Regions from separate parts of the Homo sapiens genome. Here region 2 is linked to region 1. A link is an interaction called in ENCODE POLR2A ChIA-PET data of the cell type or tissue named here. Cell type or tissue: Caco-2. All regions are shown on one strand. Each heading gives the region's core, and the rest is flanking DNA. Links, peaks and the distances in the headings are about the cores only.

Region 1 (2,812 bases), core at 135-2,634:
CTAATTTTTGTATTTTTAGTAGAGATGGGGTTTCACCATGTTAGCCAGGCTGATCTTGAACTCCTGACCTCAACTGATCCACCCGCCTTGGCCTCCCAAAGTGCTGGGATTACAGGTGTGAGCCACCGTGCCCAGCCTACATTTTTTTTTTTTTAAAGGAGACTACACATGCCAGTAGGTAATATCTGAGTAAAATGTCCAAGGATTGATAAGCCTTTTCCTAATAATTTCACCTAAATCCTCTTTCCCCACAACTATGAAGAAGCTACTTCCAAAAATAAAATGGCAGCTTCATGGAGAAATTTGGTGGACACCAAGGGAACCAAGTTAATGTTACCAACAACAGACATCACATGACTTAATGTAGCACCCAGAGGACAGAGAACTCGTGTACCATCCCTGCCTCTGCCTTGGGGGGAGGGGGAAATTGCTATGAAAGACATTACAATTGTTAAAATTAAAACATGAATTTCACATTAGACATTAGATTGAATCAATGTTAAATTTCTTGAATATGATTAATTATACACACAAAAATATAATTTTCCAAGAAAACATTCTTGTTCTTAAGACATACACACTCCTGTATCAGGGTGCGAAGTATTCAGGGTGCAAAAATGGTCATGGTATCTGTAGCTTATTCCCAAGTGGTCAGCAAAAAATGTGTACTATAGAGCATGGTTAAGCAAATATGGTAAAATGTTAACAATCTGTCAATCTAGGTGAAGGGCACACAGGAGTTCATTCTACTAATCCCGTCATTTTTCTCCAAGCTTGATCCTTTCCCTTAATGAAGTTTAAAAAAAAAAAAAAAGGTTACTCACCACAGATTTGGTATCCGTGCTATGGAATAATTTGCAGTGTTCCACAAGTCCTTCCTGATCAAAGTTCTTCTCAGGACAGTAAGGACAAGGAAAGGTGTAACGGTTTGGAACATTCCTGGAAGGTGAAACACAGGAAAAAAGAAAACTTTTCTGTGAGTACCTTTCCATTAAACTTCAACCACAGTACACTCCAAAAAGGAGCAAAGCTCACCAAATGTGTAATGATAAGGATGCTGATGATCACTTCAGACTCAGGTCAAGTGTTGTGAAAATAACAGCTCAGCTGGCCGGGCGTGGTGGTTTACGCCTGTAATCGCAGCACTTTGGGAGGCCAAAGCAGGCGGATCACCTGAGATCAGGAGTTCAAGACCAGCCTGACCAACATGACAAACCCTGTCTCTACTAAAAAATACAAAATTTAGCCAGGCATGGTGGCAGGTGCCTGTAATCCCAGCTACTTGGGAGGTTGAGGCAGGAGAATCGCTTGAACCCGGGAGGCAGAGGTTGCAGTGAGCTGAGATTGCACCACTGCACACCAGCCTGGGCAACAGAGCGAGACTCTGTCTCAAAAAAGAAAAAAAGAATATAGCTCAGCTAACATCTGAAGTGAACACCAGAGTCCTCCCTTGCATACTCCTCCCAAAATACTTGTATCAGCTTTAGCCAGCATAACAATTCATACAACTAAACCCCTGGGCATGCAACCTCTTTGTATTAATAGCAAGAGATGACCTCCACCTAAGGGGAGACTGAGTCATTTACCTTGGCTGAAGAGATGCATCCTTAATGGTGGCCTTCACACCTTCCATGATGTAATTCTGGTATTTGGAACAAGTAGCCACGTGGGACCGGATCTTGGACAGGAAGAACTCAAATAGGAAGAATCAGAGCCCATAAGTTAGTGAGGACCTTGCAACAGGCAAAATATAGTCCCAAACAAGGGCACAAAGAAAACTAGACCTACACCACCCTGGCAAATAATCTCACCAAACTCCTGACTACGCTGATGGGGCTGAAACCCTGATTATTGCAGATTTCCCATTAATACCAAGGCTGCTATTTTATTCGACTAAATCAGGATATCCACTTCCACTCTAAAATAACTCTCCTAGAGGTTTGCTCCTATTCATGATAGGCTGTCTGCTCACAGACAAGCTCCAAATCTAGGATGTTTTTAAAAGTTTTCTATACTAGCATTTAAACTAGTCTCCTTACAGCAAGCCAAAAACCACATTCTGTTATGTGCAGCAGAGAAAAGTGATCCTTTAGGTAAAACATATAAAAGCCACTAACCCTGGTTAAAGTATCTATCACCAGCCTCTGAGAAATAATCTTTAAAATCTAAATTCTCTTTTTTTTTTTTTTTGAGACAGAGTCTCACTCACTCTGTCGCCCAGACTGAAGTGCAGTGGCACCATCTCGGCTCACTGCAACCTCCGCCTCCCGGGTTCAAGTGATTCTCCCACCTCAGCCTCCTGAGTAGCTGGGATTACAGGTGTGTGCCATCAGGCCCAGCTAATTTTCATATTTTTAGTAGAGATGGAGTTTCACCACGTTAGCCAGGCTGGTCTCGAACTCCTGACCTCAAGTGATCTGCCTGCCTCAGCCTGCCAAAGTGCTGGGTTTACAGGCGTGAGCTACCACGCCCGGCCCAGCCTTTCATATAAAATCTAGGCTGTGCAACAGTAAAACAGAAAGAGAAGAAAACCCAGAGAATAGTGCTTCATTACAGGTTTTCTAAAAAGAAAGAAAGTTTTAAGAATTGAAGAAAAGAGGGAAGATAAAGGAAAGAAAAACATTTTCTGAGGCATGCCAACAGTACAATCACTAATCTTGAAAATGGAGAAAAGCAAAAGCATACAGTAAAACAAACAAAAAGCCCATCATGGGCGGAGTACGGTGGCTCACACCTGTAATCCTGAGGGAGGCTGAGGTGGGCCATCACTTCACGCTCCCGAGTTCGAGATCAGCATGGGCAACATGCAAAA
Region 2 (2,812 bases), core at 174-2,673, 55 kb before region 1:
CGAAGGGGCTGTCACCCCATGCAGCTCATTCCCTGGAATGATTGAGTCACAGCAGTGAGCACCTGCAAGGTGAAGATTTGTGGTCTTGGTGAAGATTCGTGGTCTGGGTGAATATTCGTGGTCTTGGTGAATATCGGCCCCCCAGAGTTGAAGAATGAGCTGTCCATAGATACTGAGGTGGAGGATGGATTCAGTTCACTGGCAGTGCTCAGGGTGGGCACCACAGGGCACCCAAATGTCACTCTATGGCCCTCAAGATTGACAGGGTGGCCATGACTGCAGAGTGCCAGACCCCCTAGGTCCCGGAACATTGCCAAGTGTTGCATGTTTTTCCTGTGTGTGTGTGTTTCTGTTTAAAAAGAAAAATACATACTCCTTACTGTTACTACTTTTTGTAGAGGTGGGGTCCCATTATGTTGCCCAGGCTGGCCTTGAACTCCTAGCCTTAAGGGATCCTCCTGCCTGAGCCTCCCAAAGTGCTGGAGTTAAAGGTGTGAGCCTGTAAAAACCCAAAACCCATGCCTGGTGCATGCTCATTACAGAAATTCAGAGACCTATAAAAAAGAAAACTTAACCCCAGCCACCCCACTATCCAGACAGAACCACTGTTGACCCCCAGGGCAGACAGGCGCTTCCCTCTGTGTGAAGGCAAGGATGGGTAAAGCTAGAGGTAAAATTTTACAGAAATGGGGCCTTGGCCAAGCGCAGTGGCTCACGCCTGCAATCCCACACTTTGGGAAGCTGAGGTATGTGGATCGCCTGAGCTCAGGAGTTCAAGACCAGCTGAGCACCATGGTGAAACCTCATCTCTACCAAACATTAGCCAGGTGTAGTGGCATGCACCTGTAGGTCCAGCTACTTGGGAGGCTAAGGTGGGAGAATTGCTTGAACCCAGAAGGCGGAGGTTGCAGTGAGCTGAGATCGTGCCACTGCACTCCAGCCTGGGTGACGGAGTGAGACTCTCTCAAAAAAAAAAAAAAAAAGAAAAGAAAAGAAATGGGGCCATATCATTTTTTCAGGCTGCTTGGCAAACTGCTTTTTCTGCCTGTCAGCACCTTCTCAAGGCAATGTGTGACAATCGAGTTTGTCCGTGGGACTATTGACTGCTTGCTTGTGAACTAAAAGATGCTCCCTTAGGGGAAGCTATCATAATACAGACGCAGAAGAGGTTAAACATTACCTAACAGGAAATGCCCTCCTCCTCGCCATTGCCTCAGCCTCCTCTCCCAGAAAATCACTGTGACTGTGGGTACAAACCTTCCAGATCCTTCCTTTTTTCCTTTCTTTTTCTCCTTTCCTTTCTGTCAACAAATATTCACTGAGTACTGACCGCTTATTCGTTCATTCATTTAATTGTTCAAGAAACATTTTGGGGCCGGGCACTGTGGCTCATGCCTGCAATCCCAGCACTTTGGGAAACCAAGGCAGGTGGATCACGAGGTCAGGAGTTCGAGGCCAGCCTGGCCAACATAGTGAAACCCCATCTCTACTAAAAATACAAAAATTACCCAGGCGTGGTGGCGTGTGCCTGTAGTCCCAGCTACTGGGGAGGCTGAGGCAGGAGAATCGCTTGAACCCCGGAGGTGAAGGTTGTGGTGAGGTCAGACTGTACCATTGCACTCTAGCCTGGGCAACAGAGCAAGATTCCAGCTCAAAAAACAAACAAACAAAAAAACAAAACCTAAAAATTAGCTGGATGTGGTGGTGCATGCTTGTAATCCCAGCTACTCGGGAAGCTGAGGCAGGAGAATTGCTTGAACCTGGGAGGTGGAGATTGCAGTGAGCCAAGATTGCGCCATTGCACTCCAGCCTGGGTGACAGAGAGAGACTCCATCTCGAGAAGAAGAAAAAAAAGCATTTTGGGCTGCTAATCATGTGCCAGGCTTATTCTTTCTCTGTTCATATGAGATACATATAATGGGCCGGGCATGGTGGCTTATGCCTGTAATCCCAGCACTTTGGGAGGCTGAGGTGGGAGGATCACTTGAGCTCAGGAGTTTGAGACCAGCCTGGGCAATGTGGCAAGACCCCGTCTCTACAAAAAAAAAATAATAATAATAATGCAAAAATTAGTGAGGCGTGGTGGCATGCACCTGTAGTCGCAGCTACTAAGGAGGCTGAGATGGGAAGGTCACTTGAGCCCGAGAGGTCAAGGTTGCGGTGAGCCGAGATCTCACCATTGCACTCCGTCCTGCATGACAGCGCAAGACCCTGTCTCCAAAAAAAAAAAAAAAAAAAAAATAGAGAAAAATATACATACCATGTATATTTTAGGGATTGTATAATCATCTATAATTGCAAAGTTTTCAGAACACACCAGGACTCCAGGTAACATATACAATCCACTTGTGCTGGGCATGTAGATTGTTGATGGTGTTTGCTCTACTGAAACGTGCTGGGTAAAATGTGTGTGTTAAAGTGCTTTTTATTTTATTATTGGGTCAAAAGTTAAGCACATTTTGGTGACCTGCAAAGTGAAGCTGGAGAAGGCAAGGACTCATCCTGGGTCACAAAGTGAGACATTGGTGGCATTTGTAACTGCAAGCAGAAGATTGACAGCCTTGGGAAAGCCCCGTGCCCAGCGCTGGGTCTTTCCCTGGGGTAAAGATGAGTTTCTCTGAGGGATCCCCGTCCCGAGGGCCCCCATGAGTGACACATGGGTTTCATTTCTCCTTGCTGCTACCTTTTCAGCCCCATTTAAGCTTTTATTTCAGGCCATAGCTCCAGCTAAATAGAATTGAGTTTGGTGCCCTGCGTCCCCTAGCCTGAGGACCTTCCAGGTTGTACCCAGAGAGGAAGTGTGCACGGCAAG

Evidence for each region. Peaks named below come from ENCODE experiments on the same cell type or tissue, not always from the same donor. Only the 100,000 strongest peaks of a DNase experiment are listed, where the experiment ranks them.
Region 2: POLR2A ChIA-PET joins it to region 1 with 6 read pairs; 13 of 35 experiments call an interaction of 5 or more read pairs at or near these places.

The regions. Positions count from the first base shown.
Region 1 is chr20:49,944,263-49,947,074 of GRCh38, reverse strand. RNF114 (ring finger protein 114) reads right to left here. Exons shown (of 6, transcript NM_018683.4): 3 at 1,587-1,693; 4 at 825-939. Among named protein-coding and RNA genes, the nearest start is that of RNF114, 9.3 kb to the right of the region's middle. In Caco-2, for the core only: no CTCF peak of the experiment used is centred there; a DNase peak (open chromatin) is centred at 1,124.
Region 2 is chr20:49,999,341-50,002,152 of GRCh38, reverse strand. No RefSeq gene overlaps it. Among named protein-coding and RNA genes, the nearest start is that of SNAI1, 18 kb to the right of the region's middle. RefSeq lists enhancers at 2,338-2,717, 2,768-2,812. In Caco-2, for the core only: no CTCF peak of the experiment used is centred there; no DNase peak of the experiment used is centred there.